Linked DNA regions of Mus musculus: region 2 is linked to region 1. A link is a loop called in an ENCODE intact Hi-C map of the cell type or tissue named here. Cell type or tissue: gastrocnemius. All regions are shown on one strand. Each heading gives the region's core, and the rest is flanking DNA. Links, peaks and the distances in the headings are about the cores only.

Region 1 (9,180 bases), core at 382-8,381:
GCCTCATCCATGCTAGGAAACTATTCTGTCAGTGAAGCCACACCCCATCTAGCCTCAGGAACCACATAGCCAAGAAATACTCCTATGCATGTGTCTTCATCTTCTTACGGATTATAACCAGGGTGTGAGCTCTGCCCTCTCCTGCCAGTGCAAGGCAGTTGTCTGAGTCACGTTCACATGATCTGGTATTGTCAGCTCATCACTGGAGCAGACGAAGCCATCACTGGTGCGGAAGCTTTTCTTCCTGGATCTCACCAGATGAATCCTTGAGGCCAGACATGAACACAGGGGCCTTGATGTCTCTTTACTTCACTCTCTTACCCTGTCACCTGATAGTTTTATGTAAGTCCTGAATCAGCCACACACAGGCCCAGACTTGCAGAACGGAAAACACAGGCTGGGCTCACCTCACTGGAGAGGCCCTTCCACGCCATGCTCCATGCTTGCTCCTGACTATCTGAAGCCATGAGGAGGGTGGATACTTCTGATGCTCCTTTTGATTAGGTGCGGGGGGAGTCTGGTGTCAGCAGTGATCCTCCCCGTCTAAGCCACAAAGGTGGCCTTTGGAGCCCTCCCCTCCACTGACTTAGTTGGTCTGGAAAAGTGGCTGGATTTACAGCAGCTAGATGCTTGGCTGTGGGTCCTTTTCTTAAACCTCTGCACACTTGCACACTTTTGTTTCCTGGTCTCTAGAATGAAGCCGATACCTGTCCCCCCGGCTACTGAAGATGTGTGTGATGCCTGGTACGGAGAGTCCCATGGGGCTCCTGAGTCCTCATTGCATCTCACTTTCCACTTGCTCTCAGGCCACAAGACCAAGCTTTCATCACCCCTTTGAGGTAATGAAACCTAGGTCAAAAAGAAAAGCGCCTAGGGATCCATTGGCCTGTCTGCCTCCCCGAAGCCCCCTCCTGGATAGGACTGTTCTGGGAGGCAGGGTCTACCTAGGAATCCTGAAGACTGGACAATGAGCCAGTTGCCGGGGTGTCGAGACTGTATCTAATACTCTTTGGACAGTTCTGGTGTATGTCATCCATGACCCCAGCTGATGATAAAGTGCTTCTCTGATGTGCCATTTGTCATTGTTCCCTGTGTGAAAGTTCCCATAGGTGCCGGATGGGTGAAGTTTTGATTGGCAAGCATGATTGGCACCCAGAGGCCCCTCTCCAAATCCAGGTCCTCTCCTTAACCATGGTGGCTGTGAAGATACCCAGCATGGTGTCCGGATGAGGCCATTGCTTTCCTGCCCTGCACACTTGCTTGCCCCTCCCTGCCCTACCTTCTTCCCACCCATCTGCAGTTGGCAGACCATCAATTCACACCCTTCTCCGTATTTCAATCACAAGTGCCATGGCTTCAAAGCACATCAGCACACAGTTATTGAGCCTCAGAGACAGCATGTCAGCGGACGCCAGGCTTTTCGTTTCACCTGTCACCAAGATGGCTATCTCTATTGGGTTCTGCTGGGGACAGTGCTCTGCTCTCTTGCGTCACACTGTCAATGTATGCTGCTAATTCCCAAAGCTTCATTAAGCCCGTGCCGTCTCCGAGTGGCTACACCTGTGTCCTCAGGAAGGCTGGGGTGCTGCCTGGCTTGCTCCATGGGTTACCAAAGGACGAAAACGGAAACGGAACTGACCACTGGTATATAGTTATTTGTTTTTTCCCTGACAGGAAGAAAATAGAAGTGTCAAACTTTTAGCAGAAGCTGTAATTTACCAGGAAGAATTCTCCATTAATCTCCTTTCCAAGGTAACCCATCCTAGGCAATGCTGCCACATACGGTTGATTACGATGTCTTCAGTCAGAGCAGAGAAGGGACAGTCCATACTAGCTGCAGCAGATGGGAAATGCTCTAAGAGAACTTGGATTCTGTGGGTATTTCTCGGGCACTATTCAACTGCAAGGTCCTTTCTTACCCCAGGGTCTCAGAATCCTTGTAAGTGTATGTGAGGGAGGGACCCCGGTCTCATTTCAGTGGGTGTGGGGAGGATGAGGCACAGAGACTCAGCACGTGCCCCAGATCACAGGGCACAGTCTGTACCCCATGTCCCCTTGGAGACAGAGGAGCAGGTAGAGGAGCTATGACCCAGAAAAGGGTCCAGGGAGGAGCCTAGGACCAAGATACTAAGTCTCAGTTTACTAACCACAGGCCTAGACGCCCGCCGGGGAGTTTTGGGACGGAAGGCTTCTTTCTGTGAGGTAAGCAGACCTCTCGCAGGCAGGGTCTCCCAGCTTGGTCCTCTGGTTACCAGACATTCTCCGTGAGCTCAAATAGAGTCTCTAGAATGAGGGCTTACGATTGCCTAGCCACTAAACGCAGAACTTACCTTCTGCCGTGGTGGGCAGCAGTATTCAGGGCCCAGTAACAGGGCAGCATGCTCTCAGGGGGTTACATGTGGGACTTGGAGTGTGACAGCGAGGCTGTTCCCACCATGGAGCGCAAAATCCCCTTAAGCCTCGGAAAAAGTTTGTCCAGTGAATGGGTGAAAGGGTAAGTTCTTTGGTGGAGAGAACTCTGAGAACAAGGGCACGTGAGAAGCTAGAAATTTTCTAGGAAAAGGATGAAGGTTTGTGACCTTGGCTTTGCCGCATATTCTTGGGCTTTGTTTGGCTACCCACCAGACAATGCCCTGGCGGTGGTGCTCCATGCCCGGCACTGGTGGAGAAGCTGAAGGCAATGAAAGCCTTCCCCAGTGATGGGGAATCCGCTGAAAGAACTGATCACTGTGTGTTTCTTTTTCTTTTTTTTTTCCCTTTTCTTTTTTTTTCCACAATAGAAGGAATCTGAGTACACATGATGGGAGAGAATCACAAATCATTCAAGCTCATTAGGAGCCCGAATAGAGCAGGATTTGAAATGATCATCCCATTTCCCCCTAACTACTGATGTCTCATGGGAAATTTAGGGACCAACTTTTTCCACTCCACAAAATTCTATTTATAGAATTTCTTTTATGCTCATCCTTCTCTGTGGAGGGAAAAAGAGCAGCTCCCCCACCCCCAGAGAGGTTTCTATAAGGTAAAAGGTATTCAAACAGCCATATTTATTTATTACAACTATCTAAGCATTTGGGAGTCGGGGACTCTGTGTCTGTGCTTTAAACTATTCATGGCTTTCAAGGCTACAGAGAGGAAGTGCAGAAGGCTTCTGGGAAGGATAGTCACAGAGGGACAGTTTCAAAGTCACCAAGGAGTTAATGAGAGAGGGGAAAGCTGTCTTCTTATATTTCTATTCTAGAACATTCTAACAGACCATGCCTCTTAGAGAGAAATCCCCTGCCGCTCTCCATTATGAAGCACATTAATATCTCCATACAATAAAGGGGAAGTGGGGAAAGAGAAAGGGAAGAACTTGTCCTTTAGTTCAAAAGAAGACATGGGATCAGAAGCAACAAGAGTGGTGGAGCGGGGTTTCAAAGCGTGCTCTCACAGTGCAGGGGCTGCCATTTGCCAGGAGTGAGCCTGGCTGGGGCCAACTGTTGAACCCCCAGCTGCATCCAGTGGAAAATGCAGGGTGCTATGGGAAAGGTGTCCTCGTGAATTACATCTGATGTCTCCCGCCCCCAGATAGCCATGTTGGTGGGAGACTAATACAGACACATTTCTCTCAAAGAAGGCTGATAAGCTGACACATCAATTAGACATTTCCTGGAGAAATAGAAGCCTCCACACCTTTGCAATTGTTATAAAATAAATTTTCCAAAAATAAAAAAAATTAATAAAAAGAGCTCAATTCACGGCGATGATATGTGCAACTATCACACAGCTCCTGAGAAAATGGCACTCCAGTAAGGCTGGTTAGAGCGTCTAGACAAGAGAATGACAGTTCGTTATTTCTCATTCTTGGAGGAAGAGAACAGTGGAAGATGCCGTGTGGGCATTAGCATAATTCTCTCTGAAAACTGCTGATCTATGCGGCAAGTTCTGAGAGAAGGACACCAAAAATAAATCTAGGCGACCATTTATTATTTTCTTCCCTTCTCCTTCTCTTCAAGGAATGTGGAGAGACAGAGAGAGAGTGGGTAGCAGATACGGAAGGTGAGTTCAACTTCGGGCGTCTGTGTGGGAGCCGTGATAGAAGCACGCACTGTGTTAGGAATATGTCTGCTTCGAGGCGCTCCTGTGAAGGGCACTTGGTTCAATTCGGCATATGGCATAAATATTATTAATTCATAACGAGGTAACATTTAAACCAAAGTGGAAAGGAGAGAGATGGAGAACAGTCGTTAGCAGGTGGTGAAATTTAATCCGCAAGACTGAACATACCCAGATAAATTGGAAAGCAGAGAATTATCATATTTTGCTATTAAGTTGCCGTTGGGGTTTCTTGGGACGCCTTTAAAGGAGGCGTCTGTTACCTAGTGTGGTGTTTCTCCACTTCCTCCAGCATCCTTGATTAGGGCAGGCGTTTGCTGGGTAGCCTCGTTGTCTGGGTCCATCTGCTCGAGCTGCTTCTTGGCCACCTGAAGATGCTCTTTTCCTGCCACATTCTGCTGCAGCTCACTGAAGGCCGGGCTGGCCACAGATGGGAAGTGGCGGCTGCAGAACCTAACAGTTCCTAACCTTGGAAAAATTGGTTTCTCATGCAAATGCCGCTTTGTGATGGAGAGAATCACAAAATCTGTCATGTCAGGTAGCTTTGTGAGCATATATTGCCATTAGTCCATTCTGACCTGAGGGTTTTTATTAGAAACATTCTTAATTCTGTTTTCTCTTCAGGATTGTGTGAAATGTGGAGTTCTTCTTAAGGGTGTGTCCTGGGCTCTCAAACCAAGTGTCCCTTACTGGAGTCCTCTGTGGTCAGTCCTGCTTTGATGGAATCCATATGTGGTTAAATCCATTCTTTCAATATTGAGATTTTACATAAAAATAAATGTGCATAGCTTCTCTTGGAGAGGCCCAAAGCTCTGGTGATTTTAAGCGTGCTAGTGACCGTTCCCTGAGACAGCATCTCCAGCCACTTGCCATCAAAGCCCGTCTGCACCAGAAGCAGCTGTGACTGGAGCCGCCCTGTGTCTCCAAATCTCCTTCTTGTCTTCCGATTGAGTGAAATTTTCCCAGGAGGGGCCAGGGAGCCTCCCAGAACCTCACCCAGTTCACAGAGCCTCAGGTCCAGCGCAGCCTGAATCACACACAGCTCGAGCTATGCGAAATCCTTCTACTGGCTCTCCTTGCTGCCTTGGTGGTGTGCTTGTTTACTGCTCACCCAATGACAGCCAGTAGTAGGGCAGACGTTGCCTCCTCCATGAGGCCACCATGGATTCCAGCAGGTGGATAAAACTTGGCTGTTCTTACTTCTAACTCTCAGCTCTGTTGGGGGAGTCCCAGGGAAAGGAAGGGCTTCTTCAACTTGCCCTTGAACATCCTAGGCAGCTTCTTGGGCAGAAATGGGTGTGGGGCAGATGTCCTAGGATCTGTGTCCTCATGTGTTCTGACAGTCCACCACGTGAAAGCTGGACTAGGGCTTCAGTCCCTTAGGTTTTCAGTGGAGACGTCTGTGCCACGGTGCAGGAGCTGGGCAGGCCTAGGGCGTTCTTGCCTTTGCTCTGGGGAGTCCAGGTCATGCAACTAAAGCACAGCAGCTTGCCCACCTCGCTTCTATCCTTATGTGCTTCCACAAGCCCTCAGATTAGGGTCCTCTATGCTCCACAGCTCAAATAAGAATCACCAAGAGGTAGAGAATGCCTAGCTATTTGCCTTCTCTTTTTCACTGTGATGAGACAGCGGTATTTATACATTTTAAAAGAAACACACACACACACACACACACACACACACACACACACACAACCTCTAGGGGTCAACAAGAAGGCTCAAAGGATAAAAATGCTTGCCATCAAGCCAGACAACCTAAGTTCAATCTCTAGGATCCACATGGTAGAAGGAAAGAACTGACTCCTGAGAGCTGTCCTCTGACCTCACAGGCATGCTATGGTGTATGTGCACCTAAACTCACACTCACACACACACACACACACACACACACTGAACTAATGAATAAATATAATATAAAGTAGATTTCCTGGTTCCCAAGTAAGTAGAAGTAGCCAGCAAGATGGAGGCAGAAATCGTTGCAAATAGCATCCAGGGTATCTTTTTTTTTGTTGGTTTTTTTGTTTTGTTTTGTTTTGTTTTGTTTTGTTTTGTTTTGTTTTTGAGACAGGGTTTCTCTGTGTAGCCCTGGCTGTCCTGGAACTCATTTTGTAGACCAGGCTGGCCTCGAACTCAGAAATCCGCCTGCCTCTGCCTCCCAAGTGCTGGGATTAAAGGTGTGCGCCACCACGTCCGGCTCAGGGTATCTTTTTAGGACTCTAATTCACCTAGTAGAGACCTGCGCTGCTACTGCCTCTTCCTTCTTCCAGTCTAGGACTCAACCTCAGCGGTTAGATTTTGAGCAGCCATCTTGTAGACCATAGGTAACCCTGAAGCCATCAGAACAGGCTTAGCATGGGGTGAGCAGAAATGAGGTGGGACCCTTGTGATCTTGTGATCACTCACCAGCCCTAGAGCCCCACTGCTGGCTTTTATGTTCTAAGTCACTTGAAGGCAGCATCCTCCACTGCGTATCCAAGGCAAGCCCCACAAGAGGCTAAGGCTCATTTGGCAAACAGTTTCCTAGATCTAGGCCTTGGGTCAGGTATCATGACACATTATACCCCAGGTTCATAATGCCATGAAAGGCAGGAATGTTGTTCACATGAAGGAACTGGGACTTAGAGACTAATGGGGGACTTTTCAAAGCCACACGGCCAATGAATATATATAGTTGGTTGCAAAGCCTATGCCACCCTTTCCGCCATACTCCCACTTTGCAATGCCCCCTTTCAAGCACCCTGCAGCCTAGACTTCAGGTTTGTTAACTTGGGAACAATATGCTGCCAAAATCTGGGTTTGCCATCTTACTAAGAACACTAGACGACTGGTAGCAGTCTCCAGAAACCTTGGGCAAAACATGGCTTCCAACTCATTGTGTCTAATTATTTGCCTTAGTGAAGCAAACTGTGAGGAGTGTGGCTTTGAGATGCAGGGTAAGGATGTTAAAACCACGGACAAGAGGTGACAGCAGCGCTGAGGCCTGTCAGAGACTTTTCCTTTTGAGGTGGCCATGCCACAGAGAACTGTAAATGAGCAGATCCCTGTTGGAGTCAGATCATGTTTGTTGAAGCGATCTAGGGTCAGCGGTTTGGTATGGCTGTCAGGTTTGAACCAGAGCCTGTGCAGATCCTGGCCGTGTGTGTGTGTGTGTGTGTGTGTGTGTGTGTGTGTGTGTGTGTGTGTGTGAGAGAGAGAGAGAGAGAGAGAGAGAGAGAAGAATATATACATTTTAAAAGATTCTTTAATCACTGTAGAAAGAAACTAACATTCATCAATCATTTGCCATATACTGGATGTTTCTCTGTGGTCCTGATTAATCCTATACACAACACATACACACACACACACACACACACACACACACACACACACAGAGAGAGAGAGAGAGAGAGAGAGAGAGAGAGAGAGAGAGGCGCATGCACACATGCACTCACTATAGGATAGACTCCCTCCAGGTCTATAGGATAAAGACCGCAGGTCCAGGGATAATAATGAGCTTGCCCTGGGTTTTTATGGCTAGTGAGCTCTCCTGTGTTGCCCACAGTGTTCCAAAGGGTGGAGGCAAATTGAATGAACCGTGAAAGACAGATACTCAGAGGCGAATGCTTACTTTGTAGGTTATAGCAAAAACCCTTTTATTTTATGTCTTACCTTTGAAATTCATGCAAGTTTTGCACAGCATGCATTATAAGCATGTTATTGTAAAACTAGAAAAAATGTACTATATAATTTATCAGATTAATTGTTGAAGTTTTTACTCCAGAAACTCACTGTGGAGTGAGATGCCTTTGTGAACTCAGACATAGCCAGGTTGTTCCTACTGGGAAAACACGTGCTAAGAATAAGAAGCGCAGGGCTTGTCAGAGCCCAAGAGCAATTACTACGAGGTGTTTAAGGACCTGGTGCAGGGTAACTGCTGTGTTACAATGGGGTTTGAGGATGTTGCCTGTTCTAGTTTTCAATAAAATCTTCTGACCAAATGCAGCTCAGGTAAGATTTCCTCTTACACTTCCAGGTCACTTCCATCACTGGGGGAAGTCAGGGCAAGGACTCGAGGAGGAACTTGATGCAGAAAACTTGGAGGAAGGCTGCTTGCTGGCTCTCTTACTGGCTTGCTCACAGGTTCTGACTCAGCTAGCTTTTACTACAGCCTAGGGCCTCCTGCCTGGGGATGGTGTCCTGTACAGTGCCAGACTATACTCAAGATAGCCCTCCACAGACTTGCCTAAGGCCAATCTGATTTAGGCTTTCCTCTCAGGGGACTTTGGGTTGTGTCAGGTTGATAAAATTAGCTAGGGCATCTCCCGAGGACCCATGTGTTGGAAGCGTGAACTTCATGCTGCTGAGGAGGTAGCATCTTTAGGAGGCTGAGCCTGTAGAGGCTCTTTAGGTCACTGGGCAGGTTCTTGTGGGAAGCTGAGCTGTTATCAGGTTGAGCCTGACTCTTACCTGTTTTCTGGCATCCATCACTTGGGACATGCTCTTTCTCCTGCACGTGCCTCCCTGTGATGCTATCCGCCTTAGACCCTCACTGAAGATCAAACTAATGGGGCTATGTGACTGAGTTTAAGCTGCGAACTAAAACTACTATAAGTTGTATAACCCCCTTTGTTTTTTTTTATTAATTAATTTATTTATTGTATGTGAGTACACTGTTGCTCTCTTCAGACACACTAGAAAAGGGCATAGGACCCCATTACAGATGGTTGTGAGCCACCATGTGGTTGCTGGGATTTGAACTCAGGACCTCTGGAAGAGTAGTCAATGCTCTTAACCACTGAGCCATCTCTCCAGTCCCCCTTTCTTTATAAAGGTATCCAACTTCAGGTATTGTGTCATAACAACAACAATAAAAATGACTAATTTGGAAGTGCACATTTTATTTTGGTGTGTCTGGGTGTGCAGGGATGGGTACAAACACCTATGGATGTGTATATGGAGCCTAGAGGTTGATTTTGAGTGTCTCCCTCTACTGTGCTCTACCTTATTTTTGAGACAAGCTCTTCACTGAACCAGGAGTATTATACTTTAACTTGTTAGCAAGCTCTGTCCTGCCCTGTTCCCCGTTCCTGGTGCTGGAGT
Region 2 (9,180 bases), core at 366-8,365, 66 kb after region 1:
TCTTAACAGTTCCAATAAGAAAATCCTATCATGCCTTTACTGCACCACAGCAGGATGCAACATCTAGACAACCCACATTTTTTTTTTCTTTGCAAAGGAAAATCAGAGGATACAGATGATTCCCACTGACCCCGAGCTTGGGCGGGGGCAGAGTCTACATAAGGGCTGGAGCTCAGAGAACAAGAAAGTGAAAGGAGTGGCTAGCGTGCAGAACAAGCACACACTTCAGGGGCTTCCAGCTACAAGAGACAGGGAAATTGGCCTCATTAATGACAGCACCAGATGGTTTTCTTCCTGGTCTTGGGAGGGAAAAAAAACCTCCAACAACAATGACTAAATTATCCTAGCACCTGTAAAGACTTATATGAGACCCTTTTATGCGGGGGTGGGGGGTGGGGGGGGGGTGGGGGGACAGACTGAGAACTGACTGCTCTCACACCGAAAATGTCGGTTAGCTTTTCGTCTCTCTTCTCTCAGACAGGTGGTGATTAATACGATACAACGGGCGGCAGAGGAGGCACTTGTAAGATAGGTGCAGAAGGGAGATGATAAAGGAGGGACATAATGAGAATTTCAATCTGAAGGTAGAGATCATTAGGAAACACATTAACATGGAGCCTACGGGGCGGGGGGAATGAAAGCACGCGGGTAGATGCTGGCAAGGAGACGCCTTCTTAAGCTGCACTGGAGAGAGACAGCCCAGGTGCCGAGGGGAGGGCTGGGGTTAGGGTGTCCATTTGTGGCCCGAGAAATTGCATGGGAAGAAGCCTTGAAGCACAGGGCAGTCCGACTGAGGAAACTGATTGTGGGACAGAAAGAAGGGATTAGGGGACATTTGGGAAGATTAAGAGTGATGTGGGGGAGGCTGGAATGTTAATCCTTTATGTACAGAGCTTAGACCAGTGACTCTCAAGGACTGTGTACTTGGAAGTCCCTCACACTCCCACAGCCCATCAGTTTCCATAACATTAAGTAAGACAGGACACTTAAAAACATACGAATTCTTCCAATAATACTTTACTAACAATACGTCAGTAAGACAGTAATGAAAACAAACATGTTCATGAAAATCCCATTTTTGTAAGAAAGTGCAAAAAATGCACTGTTTTTTTTAACATCTGTAAATCTAATGACTTTATAAAAAGATGTTTGGAGAAGCTGGAGTAAACACAGTTGGTAAAACGTTTGTCCTGCAACCATGAGAACTTGAATCCAATCTCCAGAACCCACTTTAAAGTAGCCTACAGTAGTAATGGATCAGTTTCCCATCCCAGCACTGGGGAGGCTGGGGTAGGTGGACCCCTGTAGCTTAGTGCTTAGCCTATCTAGCCTAAGGCAAGGCCCGGGCCAGCAAGAGATCCTGTCTCAAAAGACAAGCTGGCTGGGGCATGAGGAGCAGTACCTAAATTGATCTCTGACCTCCACACACATGCACACAAGTGCACGCACCTTACACACACCAGAGAGGGGGTGGGGTGGGGGATGGTTAGAGCCTCCATCCCATTTCTACATTCAGTGTGCTGTAATGTTTGGAAAGGGCTATATGATGAAAACCTGGTATGCACCACGTCTCCTCGAGGGCTGCCTTGTTAAGTGTCAGGCAAGGCAGAACCTGTGTGGTGTTGACAAACTGAATGCTCTGCGAGGCGAGGCTCCACCTCTTGCCTTGGACCAACCTCTACCCCCACGGAGTGTGGCAATGTCATGGTTTGGCTGTTTGGAAGACACTGGTTTGTGGGGATCTTCCTCATGTGTTTCCAGCACACACTGTCACGACATCACTGTCCTCTATGTGACCTCTGACTTCAATAGAAAAGCTCTGTAAGTACTGGAAAGTTGATGAGCACACAGTGGCAGGTACAAGCTTTCTAAAGATTCCAAATCTGATTTCCTTCAAGTGGGAAGCTTGCTTTGTTTTGAGACAATAGATTGCCTGCCAGTTTTCTTCTCAGGAGAGCCCTTCCTGTTGTGGCCATTAACAATTCACAGAAACACAAGGGCTTTCTGTGTTTCCATGGACAGCAACGGAAGCAACTTAGCCATTGTCACTCGACCATTCTTCATATACAATATTTCCAATGCCACCAACAGAAACTGTATAACAAGGGCTGAGATTTAAATTTTTATTTTGAAAACAATTTTTAAAGATGTATGCATGTATGTATGTATGTATGTATGTATGTATGTATGTGTATGTGCATGTATACTGCATGCCAGAAGAGGGCATCCCATTACAGATGTTGTGAGCCACCATGTTGGTGGTGGGAATTGAACTCAGGACCTCTGGACAAGCACACAGTACTCCCTATTTTGATTTTTTTTTAAAAAAGTGTTCCACCAAGAACTATTGTGAGTGAATCTGACACTCTCTTTGTTTTAATTTGTGAAAGAGGGTGCCTTTTAGCCCATTAAGAAACATCCCAGTCTCATAGTGAGAGGGCATATGACCATAAAAACCACAAAGACTATGTACAGTCCGTGGTCACTATCTTTAAAGACTAACATTGCATTTGTGTGTGTGTGTGTGTGTGTGTGTGTGTGTGTGTATGCACACAAGTGCCGTGTGTGAAGAGGTCAGAGGACAACTTTACGAGTGTTCTCCTTCCACCACAGGGACTGAACTCACATCATTAGGCTTGGTGGCCAGGTCTGTTCCCAGCTGAGCCATCCTCTGATCCTGCTGTCACTATCTTAACTGACACTTAGCCAGAGGTTTTACTCATCACACTGTTCACAGTGGCTGGGCCAGCATCAGTACCATGAACTAGTCTCTTAGTGTTGTGCTGAGGACAACAGCTTTCACCTCACAGACACCCTGACAAGGCCTTGGGCAAGCCTGGGGAACTGCAAACTCAGAACCATGATATAAGCTAGACAATGCAACAGCTTGTCTGGTACTTGACCCGGTCTGATCCTTCATTCTACGGGGAAATGAAAAGCCATCAGTTATCCCATTTAGAATGGAATTTGGAAAAAGATCATCCCAGGGTTGGGAGGTGGCTCAGTGGTTAAAGTATTTGCCATGAATATATGAGGATTGGAGTTTGGATTCCCAGAACCCAAGTCAATGCCAGGAGCCCACAGGTAGCCTCAGAAGTCAGAGACAGGGGATCCTCAGAGCAAACTGGCTAACAAGGTTAGCCATATCGGTGAGCTCTGCATTTGATTTAAAGACACTAACTCAATGCGTAAGATGGAAAAACAATCAGGGATGATTCCAAAATGTATGTTGTGCTTCCATATGTAAACACACACATGTATACCTGTACACAGACACATGCATACACACACAGGTGCATGTATACACACACACACATACACATGTGCACACACATACATGTACATGCACACACGCACACTCTCACAGGTGTGTGCATGAAAATGAGAAAGGGCACTGGCTGCTGCCAGGAAAATAGAATAGAAGAAAGCAGGAGCAGGTAAGAAGGCAGGTTATGAGTTGCTCTGCGCTATCCAAGCTGGAGAAGATGGTAGGCAAGCAAGGGTGGTGAAGGAGAGAATGACAAACCAATAGATCCCAAGGTCGGAAAAGAGCGCTCACTGGGAGTTCATGGAGAGGGTGCAGGCTCTGGCTTAGGAGCCTGAAGAGCTGAGAGAAGCTCAGAGGAGACCACCATGCCTGGCTCAGGAGGGAGGAGCTGTTGACGCCTCTATGCGACCTCTATAGGTCACTTCTGAGAAAAGCAGCTTTGGGTGGAGACTTCCTTGACTGGCTTTGACTACCCTGAGAACGGCTCCAAGGTAAACTAACACTATACAGAAAGGATGGAGTAGCCAATGCCATTAGGTCTCCCTGCCTAGAGAGAGGTCAGGTCCTTCCAGCAAGCTAAAAGAAAGAATCTAACTCAGTCATCAGAGACAGACAGAGGAGCACCCTAAGGCTATGTGTACCAAGTTGGATTTTGAGGCGAGAGGAGTCAGGACCTGAGTTTTGAAGACCCCAGCCCCAGCACATGGCTGGAAGTTGGGGCTTTGCTAGATAGTTTACTGGGGCTCGATGCTCAACTCTCGTTCCTGTGGCTGACTCCCCGTTCCTCTCCAGTTCAGGACACAGGAGAAACTTGGAATAGGCAGAGAAGTTTCAAGAAAAATAACCTATAATCTTACATGTCAAACACAGTCATACTTAAGATTTTACTGTTTGGGGATGGGGAAATAATTCAGATAGCAGAGTGCTTGACTTACAAGCATGGAGACCTGATGAGTCAAAGAGACCTGAGCTCAATCCCCAGCAAGCACATTTGAAAAGAGTCAGCTGGGCACAGCATTGCACACATTTAATTTCAGCACGTAGGAGCTGGAGGCAGGTCTTTGTGCGTTCGAGGCCTCCTTGGTTTACTTATCAAATTTTAGGACAGCCAGGATTACATGGAGACCTTGTTTCATAAAACAAACAAAACCAAACAAGAGCTGGGTATGGCACACACTTGTGACCCTCGTGCTGAGCAGGGGAGATAGGCTGGTCTCTGAGGCTCTCTGGTTAGTCAGCCGACCTGGTGAGTTCCAGAAAGCCGGGGACACTGCCTGTAAAGAGGAGATGGGTGTTGCCTGGATAACACCAGTTGAGTTTGACCTCTGACCTCCACATGTACTCACAGTGCACATACACACACACACACACACACACACACACACACACACCACACACACGTAGACAGCCTTGGTGTTTCAATATAGTAATGCCTAGCTATTCTTGCTAAAAGATCTTTTTGATCCATTCTCTGGTCTCTCTTTATCAGACATGGAGGCTGTTTCTCTGATTCTTGTGATGCATGATTTAAATTCATGCAGTGAGACTTCCAAATGCTGACAAGAATGTGGGCCTAAGCCATCCTGAGGAGCGGCATTCCCTTCCATCTGCATGGTGTCTGACATCGATCAAAGCCCCTTTACATATATTAATAAAAAGCAACATTTTTACAATATTTTACTAAATGTTCCCACATGCTCATGAAACATCTGTCAAATGCTAACAATAATCTATCTCATGAAGCAATTATGGGAACAAATGGAAAGATGGATGCTAATAATGACAGTTGCATTTGATTGATGCCCACTCTATGCTGGGTACTGAGCTAAGCATTTTATACCACATATAGTCTGATACGCTGTGTGAAGCACACAATCAATGTGCTGCTTTAAGGGATAAACTGGGGCCTTAAACTCCCTCATAGTGACGTGGTCAGTAACCGATAGAGCCAGAGTTGTAAGCCCTGTGTTCCCACCAATCCCCATAGCACTGTCTTCAAGGGCTTTCAAGACATTAGCACTAATTGTGTGACAAGTGTTTGTCAAACAATGACTTTTCAGACTCCTAAACCTCTTCTGTCTCTACTCCACTGTATTGGCATCTAACAGTGGCATTGAAATGCTTGGTGACTCCTTGGCTGTGCAAACCAATGGCAGCTGAAGAGTACAGTACAAACCATGAAGAGAGATGCCTCTCCCTGAGAAAATGACAAAGTGAAACATAAAATTCTAACCTAAGAATATTTTTAAAACACAGAGTTTTCAAGAGAATAAACCAAACCCTAAGGGAATGGGTACATTTGAGAACCAAAGATGTGCTATCTAGAAACAGATCCAGTAGAGTATGAAAAAAAATCTATACTTGTGAATGTTTATCCTAGTATTGCAAAAATGATAACCTGACAACAGATTCCTGCCAGAACCCACGGCTGACGTCACACTGGCACAGTTAGGAACAGCAAATACTAGAAGATCCCAAATTATGAACATAGTGAACATGAGAATAAAGTAGTATTTTTAAAAGAAGAAGGGAGAGCCAGGCATGGTGGTGGCACATGCTTTTAGCAGCACTTAGAAGGCAGAGGCAGATGGATCTCTGAGTTTGAGGCCAGTCTGGTCTACAGAGTGATTTCCAGGACAGCCAGGGCTACATAGAGAAACCCTGTCTCGTAAAAACAAAAAATAATAAATAAATATAAAAAAGAAAGGAAAGGTAAAACTGTCAATCTTAGCAAACATGTGGTAAGGCTACAAAATTAGAAAGCTGGGAGCGGTTGTGTACAGCTGTGACCCCAGAACTTGGAAGTAGAGGCAGGAGGATTGTATATTTGGGACCACCTGGATTACAAATTGAATTCAAGGTCAGTTTGAACTGCCTGTATCAAAACTAAAAAGGGACTGGAGAGATGGTTCAACAGTTAAGATCACTGGCTGCTCTTCCAGAGAACCTGGGTTCAATTCCCAGCACCTACCATGACAGCTCACAACTGTCTGTAACTACAGTTCCAGAGGATCTGACACCCTCACACCAGAGCACATAAAATAAAAAAAAATTTTAATTTATTTTAAAAAGCTAGAATATTTATTTCAAAAAATTATTGTAAAAAGCAAACCAAAAAGGAGTTAAAATGCATAAATAAATTGAGAACCTGTACTTGTCAATAGGCAAACTATAAAGTCCAGCCTCAGCTGTACATGGCCCAAGACACCATCAGGTGCTTTTTAGTCAGGATGAAGAGAACATGTCTACAAAACTGTAAGAAAACAGAAACTACAGAGAAGGCAGACAGGGTAACTCAGAGGGGGAAATCTAAGTGGTCGAAAACTCTACTTGAAGACAGCCAGGCTCATTTGTAATCCCAGGAATGTAAATGAGGTGACAATGATGCTGTCAGACAGGCAAACATTAACCTATACCATAGCCAGGTATTGGCAAGAATGTCAGAAATGGGGGTGTTTACACAAACTGGTGGGAGTGTGAGTTAGTACAGTCACCCTGAGGTGTCATGTGAGTGTGTCCATTCTTTGAACAGATATCTGAGGTATTGTTTTAGGTTCAAGGAATGGAGCAGATAACCAGGTCCCTAAAGTCTTGGTGTGAGAAAATAACATTTTAAGTAGCATAATAACACAACATAAAATAACATAATAAATAAGCAGCATTCATCAGTACCGAGCCTATTTCTACTGTAGCCCCAGTAAAGAGAACCTCTTACACATGGGTACCAGGGACACACAGAAGGTCACTTAGAGTGGCTCTGCTTGTCACAATGAAGGGGAGGGGAGCCGCTTGACCCCTCTTTGCTAAGAGCAAGCTAATGAGGAACAGAGAAACTGGTTTATCAGATGAAATACTGTGTAGCCAGCAGCATGAACAATGGACACCCGGCAGAGGTCTAAATATGTCACATGCAGTAAACATCAAAACACAGTGCTGGGGGGAAAGGCTGGTTAAAACAGCGCAGTGTTGTGTCATTTAGATTTTAAAAACCGGTGTATAAAATAATCACGTGTACTGTCTATGAATGTATGTGTCGTTGGCAAAAAGAAGAGAGAGTTATGATTCTTTATGGAACATGGTGACTTTTGAATGATAGTTATAATAAAAATTATATGCATGCAAACTATCAAAGTATGCATATAATTAACTTTTCAAAATTGAAAAAACAGAAATCTGAAATAGATAAGGCATTGGAGATATGGAGATTAGATATGGAGATTACATAGTTATCCATTGTATTGTCTGGAGAGTTAAAATGTTTCATGATTAATAACATAGATGCTCCATTTTGTAAAAGCAGAAAACAGACAAAAAGTGCATGGAGGAAATCTCTGGTGCTCCCTGAGCCGAGCCCAGCCTGAGGACTGCAGGTCAGCAGGTGCAACCGAGGCCCTGAAAGGCATCTCATCAGTTGAGGCCTAGCCTGGCTGCCAGCAAGGAGAGGAAGCAGGAGCATCAGCTGGAGGGAGAGGCAAAGCAGGTAAGATAGCTGGGGGCTAGGGGGTGCCTTGGGGGGCACTGAAGGCAAGAGAGACTTTTATACTCCATGGAATGGTGATCTGTGCGGAAGGGCCAGCCCCTTCTTGGCAGTTCCCTTCCTCGAGGGTCCTAGCATGGAGCTTGTCTGGGGACTGGCTCAGATGGCTACTCAGTCTCAGAAAGCACAGCTATGGACAAAAGTTGTTTGTTGAGTTTGTGATTGATAATCATAGACCTTTTTATTATTATATATAATTGTGTACTAATAGAGCCCCTCACTCTTCCCTAGCCCTCTTATTTAATGCCCCATCTCCCCATCTGAGTGATGTGTTTCTGACCTATTTTTCTCCACCCCTCCCTCACCTCTCCCTGAGGATTGAACCCAGGCCCTGGGACATGCAAGGCAAAGGCTCTACCTCTAAGCCGTAGTCCCAGCCCTCTTTTTTGCTTCATCTCTCTTTTAGTTCCTGGAATCTTTGTCTCCTGTTGCCTCTATTAGTCTGCACCTGATCAGACATGGGGACTGCCAAGGTGCCTATCACCCCTGCCCCCAACGTCAGCACTTCAGATCTTCTCTATCCCTTTTAGAGTGGCATCTTCCTCTTCTCCTCAGAGCGCACTGAAGTGTCCCCTTCTTGAGGCACAGCAAACACTTTCCTCTGAGCCCTGAGAGCACCTTGAACCATCTCTCCCCATGCTGTGTGCTGGTGTCATGCTGGAGGCCAGGGCTCTCTGAGAGCCCAGCCTGTTTCCTAGGCCACACTGAGACCCCGCCTCCAGCTCACTGCAGGCTACATACAGAGCAAGCTTTATAAGACATTTGCTGAACAAGTCACTTTTTTTTTAAATTTTGCATAAACTGCAAATATAATTTTAATTGGATTACCAACTTATTCAAACACTATTCAACTCTAATTAAACAAAGAGGCCTTTATTCACCATGGAACCCAGAGATGTTGGCTACAGGCAGTGAGAAAACTGGAGGCTCTCCGGAGCTCCACTTACTACAGGAGAGGGCTATATTTGGGAGCCAATTAATTTCACAATGTCGAAAACTAATGCATTTAAGATGCTGCTGTTCACATCCATTTTTCTCCATTAAAACATTTTAACGGTGCAGTGCCTGTCATTGTCTTAGTGTGTGTGAGAGCTCTCAAGTAGGGACCTCAGGGTTGCCAGGCATAACTGGCGCTTGCACCTCACTTCTGAAATTGCAGTTAATTTTAGGAAACCTTCAAGTCGACACATTGTCACAAATGTGAGAGCTGGGTACCCACAAATGCCTCTGTGTTGGCTTCTAAGAGAGGTGGAGGAAGGGCTGCTCTCTCCCTTTCCTCTCTACTGCTCCGCTTTCCCCACAAGACCTCACCTTTAGCAGTGTGTGCTGCTGACGGATGAGCTGACAGCTGTGAAAGCGGTGATGATGACCACGG

What was found. Peaks named below come from ENCODE experiments on the same cell type or tissue, not always from the same donor. Only the 100,000 strongest peaks of a DNase experiment are listed, where the experiment ranks them.
Region 2: it touches region 1 in a loop (6-fold over the local background); 2 of 42 quality-filtered maps call a loop at or near these places.

Annotation. Positions count from the first base shown.
Region 1 is chr2:35,785,714-35,794,893 of GRCm38, forward strand. The region is part of intron 8 of Ttll11 (tubulin tyrosine ligase-like family, member 11); the gene reads right to left. Among named protein-coding and RNA genes, the nearest start is that of 9030204H09Rik, 29 kb to the right of the region's middle. In gastrocnemius, for the core only: no CTCF peak of the experiment used is centred there; a DNase peak (open chromatin) is centred at 4,474; H3K27ac peaks cover 598 bases.
Region 2 is chr2:35,851,391-35,860,570 of GRCm38, forward strand. The region is part of intron 6 of Ttll11 (tubulin tyrosine ligase-like family, member 11); the gene reads right to left. Among named protein-coding and RNA genes, the nearest start is that of Gm10829, 15 kb to the left of the region's middle. In gastrocnemius, for the core only: a CTCF peak has its summit at 3,667; no DNase peak of the experiment used is centred there; H3K27ac peaks cover 1,008 bases.